Regions from separate parts of the Mus musculus genome. Here region 2 is linked to region 1. The links are chromatin loops, found by intact Hi-C in ENCODE. Cell type or tissue: heart. All regions are shown on one strand.

Region 1 (8,000 bases):
TAGAAAATTCCTTAAACAAAGCATTCCTACAGCGTTTTGCTGGGTGAGAGGAATCAAACTGGTTCCCTTTCTTTCTGGGAACCCCTGCCATGTTACTCTAAAGACCCCAGCAACCCAGAGAGAGCCCTGCTTCCATCTTCCCAGGGCAGGACCACAGTGGTAAATCCTAAGGATGGCCCAGGTGGCCTGTGTGAGCGCCACTAGGCACCAGAAGGTGGCGCTCACGCTCTCGTCCTTAGGGAGGAGCTGACTTAGCAGCCCCTCAGCCCAACCCCCTGCTTCCTGTTGGCTTTTGGGTAGCACTTGCCATTAACAACAGCAGCCTAGAACTGACGCTTTAGTGGCCCGTCTGCAGAGCCAAATCTTGCTCTTTCCAGCACAATCGGGCAGCTCACGGATTAGGAATTAACAGCCAAAGGCTCCCACGGAAGGGACCAGAAGGGGCTGAGCCCCACCCTGGAGTGGGCTTGCACCTGGTAGGTGTGCAAGAAGCCATTTCCCCATAAGCACTGGCCTTTGATGGCCCCCTCAGCCTACCTGGTGTGGCCACCCAGCTGTGGCTCAGCCATCCCCGCCCTCCCTCCGCTCCCCCTCCCCCTCCCTCTCCCCCCAGTGGAATTGTGGAAGTGTGGCAAGTCCATGTTCGGACAATAAAGCTTGTGATTGAGGTTCAGGACTCCTGCTGCTGCCTGCTTCTGTCTTGGGCACCTTAGGGACAGGAGGGGGTCCTAACTTTGTTCTCCGGTGCCAGCTCATTTCTACTCAAATGTGACTGGTCAGTGGAGGTAGGGGAGGGGTGTGCTTTAGAGGGGCTGGATTTAAAGGAGATGGACTATGTCCTAAGGATTAACACCTGAGTTTGTCATTGGACTTCCACATGTGCACACATGTACCTAAGTGTACATGCATGTTCACGCGCACGTGCGCACACAAAGCATATTTCTAAACTCTGGATGTCATACATTTTTTTTTTTTTCTACACAGAGATAGGGTTTCTCTGTGTAGCCCTGGCTGTCCTGGAACTCACTCTGTAGACCAGGCTGGCCTCGAACTTAGAAATCCTCCTGCCTCTGCCTCCTGAGTGCATACGCCACCACTGTCTGGCCTGTGTCATACATATCTATTACTGGCAATGACCAAAAGCAACTTGGGGAGGAAAGGGCTTCATCTTCTCAGTTGAGGTCCTGTCCTGGTTTACTCCTCTGCTGTGACAGAATACCATGACCAAGGCAACTTACAGAATAATGCACTTAATAAGGCTTACAGTTTCCAAGCACGATCCGTGACCATCATGGTGAGGGGCACGGCTGCAGGCAGGCAGGCATGGTGCTGGAGTAGTAGCTGAGAGTTTGCATCTGATCTACAGACACAAGGCAGAAAGCAAGAGCTAACTGGGAAGGGCTTAGGCTTTTGAAACTTCAAAGCCCAATGACACCTCCTCCAACAGGCTATATACCTCCTAATTGTTCCCAAACAGTTCCACCAACTGGGGACCAAAGATTCAAACATGACCCTACAGGGGCCATTTACATTAGAACCCACCACATTCTGCTCCCTGGCCCCTGTAAGCTTGTAGCCATATCATAATTCAAAATGAATTCATTCCAACACTGTTCACAGGGCTCTCTTGAGACTTCAAGGCAATCTCTTAATTGTAACCTGCTGTAAAACGTAATTATATATGTCCTATAAGCGACGGTGCAGAGAAATTGCTAAACTAGACCTCTCCGTGGGTGGAAAGATTTATTGCGGAGCAAACTGCCAAAGCTGTCTCTGGGAGGGGTCGGGAGGCAGAGTGAGAAGCGAGAGTGGGAGAGTGAGCAGAATGAGACGCAGCAGGGTGGGGGTCTGAGCCGACACAGGCTGCTGGGAGTCACCAGGAACTAGGTGCCCTTTCCGAGGTAGTTGACCTTGGTGGAAGGCTATGGGAGGTTCCTGAAGGACTAAGGGTAGTTCCTGGTACCCAGAAACCTGCCCTTATGTTTGCCTTCTAGATAACAATCCCAATGCATTAGAGTGATCATTAATAACCACAAGAAAGAGTCGCCATTAGGCTGTCTTAAAATGTCCTCTGACAACAAAATCCCGAACTCTTCAATTTAAGCTAAGCATGGTGGCACACATCTTGAATCCATTATTCAGGAGATAAAGGCAGGAAGATCTCTTGAGTCCGAGGCCAGCCTGGTTTACAGAGTGAGTTCCAGGCCAACCAGGGCTACACAGAGAAACTCTGTCTTCCAAAACCAAAAACGAAACTCTTCAGTTTGGTCTCAGGCAGATTCTTAGGAAAAAGCAGCCACAGTCTTGGCTAAAATGATGCCTTAGGGGGCTGGCGAGATGGCTCAGCGGGTAAGAGCACTGACTGCTCTTCCGAAGATCCTGAGTTCAAATCCCAGCAACCACCCATCATGAGATCTGACACCCTCTTCTGGTGCGTCTGAAGACAGCTACAGTGTACTTATGTATAATAATAAATAAATCTCTGGGTCAGAGCGAGCAGGGACTGAGCGAGCATGACTGACCAGAGTGAGCAGAGGTCCTGAAATTCAATTCCCAACAACCACATGAAGGCTTACAACCATCTGTATAGCTATGGTGTACTCATATACATAAAATAAATACATAAATAAATCTAAGGGGCTGGAGAGATGGCTCAGTGGTTAAGAGCACTGACTGGCCTTCTAAAGGTCCCAAGTTCAAATCCCAGCAACCACATGGTGGCTCACAACCATCCATAATGAGATCTGGCTCCCTCTTCTGGGGTGTCTGAAGACAGCTGCAGTGTACTTACATATAATAAATAAATAAATCTTTAAAAAAATTTTAAAATCTAAAAAAACCCCTTACTCCGGTTGCTAATATTGTTCCCCTGTGAAACCTCTGAAGTTGGGCATAGGCTACAGCTCTCAGATAACTGTTCTGCTTCTAGGATGCTTTATTAAATCTGGCTTACAGCACTCAGTGTTTTTCTTAGTCCAGGGACCACGCTGTGCTGAGACCCCAGAGGCAGCCTGGAGTGTTCTGTATATTGGTCCTTCATTCGCACACTGAGTGTCAGATGACAAGAAGGTGTGGGGGCCACTGCTTCGTCACTTTAAGGGCTCCAGGTGAGGGGGTTACACTCTTTCTTTGGTGTGTCTAATATTTTCAATCACCCATATGCCCCTAGAGTCTCAATTTGTCCTGAAGGGTGGCACCCTTATTAAATTTTATTTGTTTATTTATTTTTGCTTATTGAGGCAGGGTCTCATTGTGTGTCCCTTGATTGTCCTGGATGTCACTCTTTTTTTTTCTGTTTTGTTTTGTTTTGTTTTTTGGTTTCTCGAGACATGGTTTCTCTGTGTAGCCCTGTCTGTCCTGGAACTCATTCTGTAGACCAGGCTACCCTCGAACTCGGAAATTCGCCTGCCTCTGCCCCCTGAGTGCTGGGATTAAAGGCATGTGCCACTGCACCCAGCTTTCTACGCCCAGGAATAAGTCACATACTAGTCTGTGCTACGTGAATGATGGTGTCTGCAGATCCGTTTGGGCGGGAGCCGTCATCCTCCACCCCAAAATAGAGACTCCTGGGGGCAAGACACAACCTGAAAAAAAGGCAGTTTTAGTCAATATAGAGTAACTTACAGCAGGCCACAGCCTGGTCTTAGCACCAGCTTACACAGTAAATTTAAAGACGGCCTGGGGGGCGTGAAGGAGGGGGAGGAAGAGAGGGAGGATAGGTAGAGTGGGAGGAGACAGGGAAGAGGTCGGGGAGAGAGAGGAAGGGAGAAAAAAAAGAGGAGATTGGAGAAGAGAAGAAAGAAAAAACAGGGCAGAAAGAGAAAGGTGAGTTGGGGCAGTGAAGAGGACACAGTGGGAGATGACATACATATAAGGTATGCATGTATATTTATAGTCCCTCCTGTAATGCACAGAACTCACCACAAGGTGTCGCCCTCAGCTGCTGCACCTTCCGGTCATCTCTATGGCACTTAAAAGGCATAGAACCTGACTGGCAAGCCTGCACAGGAAAGGCACAAAGTATCTCCCTCCCGGCCCTATAGTTCCCTGGTGGGGTGGTCCCAAGAAGCCACCAGGCTTGGTTCAGACTCCTATGTGGCTATCCATCTGTCCACCTATCCATCTTAGCAACAGAAGCCAGCTAGAAAGGGGACATTCAATTCATTTCCAGGAACCCTTTAGGTAGGATTTCATGTCCCTGGACTCGGATCCCCCTTCCTATACCCAGATCCTTGTCTGCCGTTGAGTGACTCAACATGCCTTTGCTGGGGTCCTTGCTGAATTGAGAACGCATAGTTCTGGCTCTTGTCTGGAACCTTTCTCTCAAGTGACAACAGAGGGAAGAACTAGCTGTCCCCTATGCTGCCCTCAGAGTCACCCTCAAAGCCCCTTCCGTGGCTCAGCAGCTGCCTTTCCCCCTGCCCTACTGGACCACTTCACACTGGATTTCCCAGACTGTTTCGCAAATCGGGCGCATCTCCCTTTTGCCCTCACTCAGTCCACATGCCTGCTCTATGCTGCATCCACCACCTTCTGTTCTTCACCCCCCTAACCCCCGTCAAAGCTCCAGTTGCCAACTAGACACACCTGGGAAGAGGGGACCTCAGTTGAGGAATTGCCTCCTAGACTGGCAGGTCTAGGGGGCGTGTTCTTAGTTGATGATTGATGGGCAAGGGTCCAGCCCACTGTGGGAGGTACCATTCCTAGGCAGGTAGCCGAGCAAGGCAAGGACCAGTAAGCAGCATCCCTCCATGGCCCCTGCTTTGATTCCTGCCCTGAATCAAATATGGATGGATGGGTGGACAGGTGGATAGACTGTAACTTGTAAGTCAAATAAACCCTTTCCTCCCCAATTTGATTTTGGTCAGTGTTTTGTTGCAACAGAAAGCAAATTAGGACACCCCTTTAACCTATGCTAACCTTTAGGACACCCCTTTAATCTATGCTAACCTTTCTGAACCACTGTCCACTCTGGCCTGGTCCTGAGTTTCTAGCTCAAACCTTATCCTCCAGAGAAGCCTTTTCATGTAAGCACATGCCTCACTCACTCACTATGTTGTACACATACAACTACATAGGCACATATGGACGTCCACTGATATATGAGCACATACACTCATAATTATCCACACACACATACACATACCAGAATATTCACATGTATACACATACAGTCATCCACACAATACTACACACATATGTGTATAAGCATCCATGTGTGCACATGTGTATCTATACATACACTTACTTTATATACACATGCATTGCAGTTGCTATTTTTGATTGTCAACTTGACTACATCTGGAATTAACTAAAACCCCACAATGTAGGGCACACTTGTAAGGGATTTTTGCTTAATTGGAAATTGAAAAAGACACACCTTTAATTTGGATCGTGAAGCAGGCAGACACACCTTTAATCCAGATCATCACTTGAGTTGGGGGAAAAATATCCTTTAATCTGGGCCACACCTTCTGCTCAAAGCCTATCTAAGGACCCAGAAGGAGGAGGAAAAGGAAGCTTTTGCTTTCTCTGTTTGCTCTTGCCTTGTTAGCTCTCCCATTCCTTCACTGGCATTAGAGATTGCTTCTTCAGGATTGCAGTGTACAGCAAAGACCAGCTGAGACTTCCAGCTTCATGGACTGAGAAACTACTGGATTCTTGAACTTTCCTTTCATATCTAGCAGTGTTAACGTAGCTGGAGCAGAGAACACTGACTAATACATGCATACACATATATTAACATATATTGTTTATGTACACATAAAAAAAACAAAACAAAACAAAAAAAGCCGGGCAGTGGTGGCGTACTCCTTTAATCCCAGCACTCCAGAGGCAGAGGCAGAGGCAGAGGCAGGCAGATTTCTGACTTTGAGGCCAACCTGGTCTACAGAGTGAGTTCCAGGACAGCTAGGGCTACACAGAGAACCCTGTCTCAAAAACAAAACAAAACAAAACAAAAAAAACATGTACACATATCTACACTTGCACACCCATTGCATATACATGTAAACATAAATATACACATTAATAGCACATATCCACACAGCTCACACAGAAAAATATGCCTATACAATATACATACATACATGGATACTCATAGACACACCTGTACTATACACACACACACACACACATATATGTGTGTGTGCATATATACTCAAGCACACATACCACATATATACAAGCCAAACATGCATATATGTATATATGCATATACACACAAACACCTTGTATGCACATAAACACATGCTCTTGCACAAGCACAAGTGGACAGTCATATCTACAGGTATATTCACAGCCATAGTCATACAGTGCTACATGTTGTACAGGCACACATGTGCATATATATATATATATATATATATATATATATACACCCACATACATTGCCTGTGCACTCATACACATCCATACACAGGGGCACCCAAGCATACACACATATATGTACACATGTACACACTCAGAAAATTTCTGCAGTGTTCTTCTTGCCCACTTGGCAAAGCCTCTGTGTCTCAGATTTTTTCCTGTGCAACACCAAGTTCATGTCCACAGGCAATGCCCTGACCACTGCCTGCAGGGCTGCCATGTCCCAGGCCAGGACCGCCTGCACATGGTTTGTTTACTGAAGAGGTATCAGATCTCTCATCTGTCTGCCTGTCTATCTATCTATCTATCTATCTATCTATCTATCTATCTATCTATCTATCTATCTATCTATCAATATATATACATAGATAGATAGGTAGATAGATAGATCTATATATCTATATATCTATCATCTATTTATCTCTCTGTGTATCTGTCTCTCTCTTTCACTGTGTCTGTCTGTATCTGTTGTCTCTGTGTGTCTGTGTCTGGCTCTCTGTTGTCTGTCTCTTTCTCTCTGTATCTGTGTATCTATCTGTCCCTTTCTCTCTGTGTGTCTGTCTCTCTCTCTTTCTGTCTGTCTGTGTGTTTGTGTGTCTAGCACTCTCTCTCTCTCTCTCTCTCTTGCTGTTTCATTGTTTGTTTTGAGACAGGGTCTCACTCATCCAAACCGGCCTCAACTCCGAGAATAACCTGAAATTTTTGATCCTTCTGCCTCTACCTCCCAAGTGCTGAGATGACAGGTGTATACCATCACACCTGGCTTCTCTGGCCATTTTTTTTTCTAGAATCTTCTAGCTCTGGGCTGGATGCTTTCTTCTTCTGAGACAGGTTTTTCTCAGTCCTCCTACCTTTTAAGCTTCTATCATGTTTAGAAAACAAACATGGCAGTCTCTCTCCCTGGGCTGGCTCCCCTAAAAGACTTCATCTCCTGGGTGGCCTCCTGCATCCAATTAGACCTCGCCTGAATCTTTAACGTTGATAGTTTAAAAAAAAATCTTTTAATCCAGGCTCCAGGCTTTGATCTCGTATCTTCTGGAATCATCTTTATCTGTCACTTAATTTTATCATTATTTTAAATCTCCCCACTTCTATCCGGCAAGAGGACCTTTCAAGTCCCTCTTCCTGGCTTCTAATTTTAACTCCCCGTGCGCTGATTGAGACTCAGACGTCACCCCAATCCTTTGCGGTTTCCACGTTTTCATCTTGCTGGCATTATTCTTGGTCCTTTCATCTGCTCTCCCTTTCTCTGTGTAAAGAAAACTCCTGGGCCCATGACTGGAGCTCAGTCGGTAGAGCGCTTGCACACAATCCTGGGTCCCATCCCACAATGCATGAACCATGGTGCTATGCAGAGGCAGGAGGTCATCTGCAGCTTAGAGTGAGTTGGATGTCAGTCTGGGATACAGGAGATCAGGCCTAAAACAATTCAAAACAAAGGCACCTACTTCTGTGGTTGTTTTTGGTTTGGGGATTTTGTGTGTGTGTGTTTGGTTTGGTTTGGTATTTTTTAGATAATGTGTTTGCGTCACACATTCATCCACTGGAAGTATGCAATTCACAGGGTTTTATTACAAACCACAGATTGTACACTTATCGCCATGCTTCTAGAACATTCTCACCCCTGCCAA
Region 2 (8,000 bases), 310 kb after region 1:
TGTTACTCAGGCACCCACTCCCCCCACCCCCCGCGACAGAGTTTTTCTTGTAGCCCTGGCTAGCCTGCGTTGTAGACCAGGCTGGCCTCGGACTCAGAGTCCACTGCCTCTGCTTCCCGAGTGCTGGGATTAAAGGCGTGCGCCATCACACCACCTACCTTTTAGGACATTGCATTTCCTTTAAAACTAATTTTTGTGCCTGTGTCAGTTCTATGTTCTTGTGTTTGCGTGGCTGCATGTCTCGGGAGCTATTCGTAAAGCACCATCTGTTGTAAGTATTTTGCCACCCTGTTTATATGCACCACGGGGAGGCCAGAAGAGGTCACAGTATCCCCTGGACCAGGAGTTTCAGACGGTATGGATGCGGGAACTGATCAAGTGTTCTTAACCACGGAGCCATCCCTCCAGCCCCACTTTACAAGGGTTCCAGTTTTATTTGTTTGTTTGCTTTAAAATATACTGGAAAGGGGGTTGGAGCAGTGGCTCAGCTGTTAAGAGCTGATAAGTGTGCTTTCAGAAGACCAGTGTCTGTGTCAAGCACAGCACACGTGCCTGTAACTCGCATTTCCAAAGGATTGGAATCCTTTGGCCTCTGTATGCACCCACACCCGCTTAAAAAAAATAAAATATTTAAAAAATACTTTTAAAGATTTGTTGCTTGGTGTACATGCCATTAATACTAGCATTCACAAGGAAGAAATAGGCAAATCTCTCTGAGTTTGAGGCCAGCCATGACTACATATAAGATCCTGTCCCAAAATAAAATGAGAACACTTTGTTCATATCAGGAAAGGCTGTGTAGCTTCCGACATAGTTTGTATTTGCTCGTGTTCTTGAGCTGGCTCCAATAAATCCTTTCCTCCCAGGTCACAAGTGGGTCACTGATTGCTAGATCCTATGGTGTTCGTCCAGCCTGAAAATCTCTTGCTCTGGCTACTTGTCAAAATCAGGTCACTCACCCTTGCAATGTGGCCTTTTAGGGCACAGTGCTTGGTGGCTGTTCTGGCTCCCACTCAATCTCCTTTCTTCCCACTCTCAGATTGCCATGACGTTTCCTACTTTCTGTCTCCAAGCTCTGCTGTCTGCCCTCAGTCCTTGACTTACTTAGTTTTAGGATTATTAAATAACATTTCCGTGTTGGGTGGTAGTACAGGCCATTAATCCCAGCACTCTGGAGGCAAAGGCAGGGGGATCTCAGAGTTCAAGGCCAGCATGGTCTACAGAATAAGTTCCTCGATAGCCAAAGATATGCAGAGAAACCCTGTCTCAAAAAGCATAACAATAACAACAAAACAAAAAAAAAAAGGCCCCCAAAACATTTACAGGATTTACAGGTCTTCAGTCTAGACCAGTCCTCTGAACTGGAGATCTGTGTAGCCAGAGTCTGTTTTGAAATCTCCACTCTCGAGATGACCAGCCTCAGGAGGACAACATGGCGCACCCTCTCCCTAGTCTTCTCCTCCTCCCTATCTCAAGGTCACAGGTTTCAGCCTACAATACTCGGATCCCATGGGATGGGAGCAGGTGCTGGAGGGCCTGCTTCATTTCCTGACAGGAAGCAGAGGAAGGAAGAGGGAGGGAGAGGGGGAGGAGAAAGGAGGGAAAGGAAAGGCAAGGCAAGAAAAAAGAAGAGACTTAGAGCTACATCATCAGTGAGCCACTTCCTCCAGCTAGGTCCTGAAATTTCCAGAGCACCCCAAATAGGGTAATCAGCTGGGGTTCACGTTTTCAATATATGGACTGGGGAGGACACTACCCCGACCATAATAGCTGGTTGAATTTTCCTCCCTCCACCACCCCCTGCCCCTCCCCCCTCTTCCTTCCTTCCTTCCTTCCTTCCTTCCTTCCTTCCTTCCTTTCTTTCTTTCTTTCTTTCTTTCTCTTTCTCCCTTTCCTTCCTTCCTTATTTTCTTCTCTCTCTCTCTCTCTCTCTCTCTCTCTCTCTCTCTCTTTCTTTCTTTCTTTCTTTCTTACCAGGCTGGCCTCCAACTGCCTCCTGAGTGCTGGGGTTAAAGACTTAAGCTACCACATCTGAGTAAATATATCCTAACTTATTAAAAAGAAATAGCCAGGCAGTGGTGGCACACATCTTTAATCTCAGCACTGGAGAGACAGAGGCAGGTGGATCTCTTGAGTTGGAGCCAGCCTGGTCTACACAGCAAGTTCCAAGATATAGCCAGGGCTATACTGAGAAACTCCCACCTTGAAAACAAACAGGAAAAGAAAAGAGGGGAGGGAGAGAGGAAGGAAACGGACACACACAAGTGTGTGGTACCATCTGGACTCCATGTGGACATGTGCACACACAAGCACACAGGTCCTAAAATAAAATAAAAAGCACTACTCGGGAGGCAGGGGCAGGAGATCTCTGTGAGTTCAAGGCCAGCCTGATTTACACAGCAATCTTCACGTCAGCCAGAGCTGCATAATGAGACCCTGTCTCAAAAGTTATAAATAAGCTACACATTGCAATCATAAAACATAAGCATCAGCAAGAGAGGCTAATTAAGAAAAGTGGGTCGTGTTTAGCAACCAGCAGAGTGCAGGATCCGCTCAGGCTGGTGGCCCGCACCCGTGGTGACACTGGTGAATGCTGCCTTCATGAGCAGGAGAACTCAAGGGTGAAGTGCCATTACGACTGTAAGTGCTACTACTATAGTAGTTAGCGTCTCTCAATTAACTCAGGAATTTAATGCAATCTCAATAGTAAAACCCAGTGGAATTTTATTACTGCTACTTGACAAGATGACTTTTAAATTTTCATGGAAGTAAATGTTACGCATAGCAAAGTCAATTTGGTGAGAAAAGAAAAGAGAACAAAACAGGCACCCTTGAATAAAAATGAGAACATACGGCACAGCTTCCGGAGCCTTGTTGTAGGATGAATTCATTTTTTTCCTTCCCCTGTTTTATTTCCAGACAAGGTCTCATTGTAGCCCAGGCTGGCCTCAAGCTCACTATGTAGCCAAGGATGACCATGAACGGATCCTCCTGCCTCTGCCTTCCAAGTGCTGAGAAGAGAGGCTTTTGCTCAGTTCATGTTCATCTTCCTCATAGATTCTAAATAGTATTTCAAACACTGAGATTATGTTTGTGGTAGACAATAAATTATTTTGGGGTAACGAGATATCCGCTTGGCCTCATGGGGTGGCACACACCCTCAATCCCAGCACCTCAGAGGCAAAGACAGGTGAACTCTGAGTTCCACACCAGCCTGCTTTACATAGTGAGTTCTAGGTGAGCCAGGGCCATTCAGTCAGGTCTTGTTTCAAAAAGAAAAGAAAAAAAAAGTCTATTAACAGTTTTTAACTGTGGGGTGGTGAGATGGCCCAGAGGATGAAGGCACTTGCCTTTTGAGTCTGAAATTCTTGAGCCCATCCTTGGAAGCTCCATGGTGGAGGGCGAGAAGTGACTCCCTAAAGATGCTTTCTAACTTCTGCACGTAACGCTGTGATGTGCATTCACCCCCAAATACATAAATGGAACATATTTTATTATGTTTTAAGATTGAGACTGGACTTGGTAGTGCTTGCCTGTAATCCTGGCACCCAGGAGGCAGAGGCAGGAGATTCAGGAGTTCAAACAACACAGCAAATTAAATACTAGCCCGGGCTACGTTAGACCCTGTTTCAAAAACCACAAACATTTACTTCTGTTGGGCTCTGGCTAGAACTCAAGAACTTGCACATACTAGGTGATCATGTTATCACTGGGCCACACTCCCTGCTTCTGACTACAATTGTAAATCTCATTCGGAGAATTCGACTGTTGTGTCCCTTGTCACAAAACAAGAACCAAATTGATGGGCAAGCATCGCCACCTAGTGGCCATGATTCACACTGTAGATGTCCTCTTGGTTGCAATTTTCGAAGGTTTTTTTTTTTTTTAAAACTTTTATTTATATGCATGTGTGCATATCTGTATGAGTGAATGCCACATGTGTTCAAGGGACCCTGGAGACAAGACGTCTATGTCAGAATCCCTGAAGCTGGAGTTGTTAGGTGGTTGTGAGTCACCTGATATGGGACCTGGGATCCAAATTTGAGTCCTATGCAAGTGCAGCAAGCACTCTTTTTTTTTTTTTGGTTTTTCGAGACAGGGTTTCTCTGTATAGCTCTGGCTGTCATTTGTAGACGAGGCTGGCCTAGAACTCAGAAATCCGCCTGCCTCTGCCTCCCAAGTGCTGGGATTAAAGGCGTGAGCCACCACACCCAGCTTTTTGGCTACTTTTATCTTTCGAACTAGGGTTTCACTATGTCAGCCAGACTGGCCTGGAACTAGGTATGTAGACCAGACTGGCTTCAAACTCAGAGATCTGCCTTTCTCTGGCTTTGGAGTGGTGAGAGTAAAGGTGTACACACCGGGCATGGTGTACAGTTCCTCCTTCACCATGCCTGCCTGGATACTGCCATGCTCCCACCTTGATGATAATGGACTGAACCTCTGAACCTGTAAGCCAGCCCCAATTAAATGTTGTTTTTATAAGACTTGCCTTGGTCATGGTGTCTGTTCACAGCAGTAAAACCCTAAGACAACACCTAATGACATCGTTCCACTCACACACCAGCTCCTTGCCAGACTGTTTAGTCAGGAAAGATACTTTGGCATCCGTAAACCGTCTTCATCCTCTTTCATTTTGCCCTCCATAGTCCAGATCTTTTTTGGGGAGTGGGGATGGGATAGGGTTTCTCTGTGTAGCCCTGGCTGCACACAGTCCTGGAACTCACTCTGTAGACCAGGCTGGCCTCAAACTTACAGAGATCCACCTGCCTCTGCCTCCTCGGTGCTGGGATTAAAGACCTGTGCCACCACTGTCCGGCTTTGGTCCATATCGTAAGACACACACACGTCCTCACTTCTTGCCTTGGCTTTCCGGGGTTGGATTGACTTTGCTTTCAGTTTATACTGGGAAGTCAGGTCCCTCCTTGTGAGTATCAAGTGTCTTTCTTGGTCCATGCTCTGCTCTCCTGAGACCTGACCTGAGACTGATCTGGATACTGTAAGCTGAAGCTTATGAATCTTGCAGCCGCATCCTGTGGTGAAGCATCCCCTTTGGGGAAGGACTTCGCCTGGATTCTAAACAACAGGAGGTGTGTCCCTTATCACATGAAAGCAATAGGCCAGCTGACTGCCGGCCTTCTTGGTGATTTACATCCCCACTGTAGCGGAGAGCTCTGTAAAGCTCTTTTCTGGGTGCCCCACCTTTTAGTTTACTTTGCATTTATTTTGTGTGAATGTGTGGGGAGATGCCCATGATGCTGAATCGGCCCGGAGGTCAGAGGACAACTTGCAGGTGTCTGTTCTCTCCTTCGGCCCCCACGTGGTGGTCCTGCCTGGGATTTGGGCTTGGCGGCACACACCTATGCCCTAAAGCCATCCTGTTTGTCCCCCATGTATCCCCTTATCTCATTGGAGGATTTTGCTTTATGAAACAGTGCTACATCCTGGCAAAGCGGTAAGAACGCAGCGATGCCACACTTCACAGACTAGGTGTGTAACATATCCTTGAGCTTGTCTTGGGATTAAGTACACATTGGATGAAGTATGGGGCTTCAGATGGACCTCAGTTGACAGTGTGTTTCTAGCATGCAGGATGCTCTGGGTTCCATCCCAGGACTGTGTAAACTTGGCATAGTGGTGAACACTGGAGATAGGCAAAAAGGTCAAGAGTTCAAGGCCATCCTTGGGTACATAATGAATTCAAGCTCAGCCTGGGCTACATGAGACCCATCTGAAGGAAAACTAATTAGTACGTTCCTGTTTATCAAGAAATACACACTAAGGATGAGCAAAGGGAGTTCGGGGGGAAGGATCCACTCTGTATTAGGGGATAACTTTTAGGAAGCCCTGCCATGGACTGTAGTCTTTATTTCAGGGACTGAATTTCTCTGTGTAGCCTTCATGCTGGAATTGAGATCTAAAGGAAGTAAGAAGGGCCCCTGGAAGCCAGGTGTAGTTTAATCAGGGTTGAACCTGGCACACTGGCATGGGTCTGTAATCCCATCACTTGGGAGGCTGGGGTAGGAGAACTGTAGTGAGGTAGAGGCTAGCCTGGGTTACAGAGTGAGACCCTGTCTTAGAAAAATATTCAATTAGAGGGCTGGAGAGAGGGCTCAAGAGTTAAGAACACTGTGCAACAACAATGACAAACAAAACAAAATACTGTTTACTCTTCCAGAGGACCAGAGTTCTAATTCTAGCATTCACATGGGGGTGTGTGGGAGTGGGGTATCAACTGTAACTGCAGTTCTAGAGAATCTAACACCCTCTTCTGAGGCCTCCACAGACACTATACACGCAGGGTACACAGATATACATGCAGGTAAAGTACCCATATGCATGAAATAAAACCGCCTAAAATAAACTAAATCAACCAATCAGTGCTGGGTATGGTGGCACACACCATTCAGGAGGCAGGGGCAGGTTTGAGTTATCCTGGTCTACAGGAACAAAGCAAGTTCCAGGCCAGTTAGGGCTAAATAATGAGATTCTGTCACAAACAAACAAACAAACAAACCATATATATTAATAGGTTTTCTTTCTTCTAGGGTGGTTTGCAATTTGCAGCAATATTCCTGCCTCAGCCTAAAGTTGGGGTTACAGGTGTGAACCACTGTGCCCAGCTACCTTCCCCAGTTTTGCTTCCATGAGATAAGCATCTAGGATGTTCCCTCTGTCTCCTTTCAGTATTTATACAAAACACTTCTTGGAATTGGGAGAGTAGTCTGTGTTAACCTATACCCTAAGGATGTGTGAGGACCTGGGTTCAATTCCCAGCTCCACCTAAGTAACTCCACACCAAAACTAACACACACACACACACACACACACACACACACACACACACAGAATTTAAAAAGGGGCAGTAAGAATCATAGAACACTTCACAGACATCTTCAAATAATAGCTTGACACTCATTTAAGTCCCCTACTCATGGATAGACGGTGAAGCCATAGCCTTCTCAAGTCTTTGCTTTCCTGGAGTAGTAATCATCTGCCAATAGTAAACATGGTTGTCTTTCCCTTAGCGCGTCGCCTTCAGCCAGTAGTAAGCATGGCCGTATCTACTTCCGCCAGGCTAGAGGTCAAGGGTGACACAAGATGGCGGCGCCCATAAGCGGTTGAGGCGTGACGCGGAGGATGTTGGCGGCGGCCCGGGCTCTGCGGGGGCCGCGGCCGAGGTGGCCGACACCGGCTCGCGAGCACTGGACACCGGCCGGCCGTTCGCGGAGCCGGCGAGAAGCGGCCGAGGCCGAGGCGGACGTTCCGGTGTTTCAGTACGTGGGCGAGCGCGCGGCTCGCGCCGATCGCGTCTTCGTCTGGGGCTTCAGCTTCTCCGGGGCGCTCGGGGTGCCCAGCTTCGTGGTGCCGTCCTCGGGGCCTGGACCGCGCGCCGGCCTGCGGCCCCGACGCAGGATCCAGCCGGTCCCCTACCGCCTGGAGCTGGATCATAAGGTGGGGGCAGTGGCATCCTCGCTGGCATCTCTTAGGGAACTTTCTTCCCCGCGTGGCCGGATTTCCGGGAGCAATGACCTCCGAGATCCCGGGATCTGCAGAGGGAGGCATGAGGGGTGGCTGCCGAGAAGTCTGTTTCTCCCAGTGCTCCGTCCTTCACTGCTGAGCCTGTTTATCACGTCTGTGGATCTTGGGGTCTCGTTCAGCATTTTTAGCAGTTTGCTTGTGGCTCGAGAGAGTTTGGTGTCTTCCCTTACTTTCTTGCCCATTGGCGTAGCTTGACAATCGCACCAAGGATTCTGCCCTTAGATCATTCGCTCAGGCCCCCCCCCCCCCCAAAAGGCCGGAGCTGTCACCTCCCAGTTACAGAGGATGAAAGGGAGTAGCAGAGAGGTCAAGTAAGGTCCAGGGCCCCACAGCTGGGTGTAAATGGTGGTATTTGTAACTTAGACTAGACAGCTCCCTTGAGGGACGGGACATTCCACAGGTCGGAGGTGTGTCGGCTAGAGTCAGTGATGGGCAGCCGGAAAAGGAGATGCTCATCT

What was found. A loop is a pair of places that touch in the nucleus more often than their neighbours do. Peaks named below come from ENCODE experiments on the same cell type or tissue, not always from the same donor. Only the 100,000 strongest peaks of a DNase experiment are listed, where the experiment ranks them.
Region 2: it touches region 1 in a loop (8-fold over the local background); 32 of 42 quality-filtered maps call a loop at or near these places.

The regions. Positions count from the first base shown.
Region 1 is chr5:134,482,059-134,490,058 of GRCm38, reverse strand. Clip2 (CAP-GLY domain containing linker protein 2) reads left to right here. Exons shown (of 17, transcript NM_009990.3): 17 at 1-676. Among named protein-coding and RNA genes, the nearest start is that of Gtf2ird1, 29 kb to the right of the region's middle. In heart, CTCF peaks have their summits at 217 (motif pointing right) and 3,917 (motif pointing right); a DNase peak (open chromatin) is centred at 298; H3K27ac peaks cover 1,045 bases.
Region 2 is chr5:134,175,855-134,183,854 of GRCm38, reverse strand. Rcc1l (reculator of chromosome condensation 1 like) reads left to right here and starts at 7,088. Exons shown (of 11, transcript NM_033572.2): 1 at 7,088-7,455. The coding sequence starts at 7,141. It also overlaps a transcript of Gtf2ird2 not described here. In heart, a CTCF peak has its summit at 3,822 (motif pointing left); DNase peaks (open chromatin) are centred at 934, 1,514, 7,084, 7,434 and 1 weaker place; H3K4me3 peaks cover 2,745 bases; H3K27ac peaks cover 2,761 bases.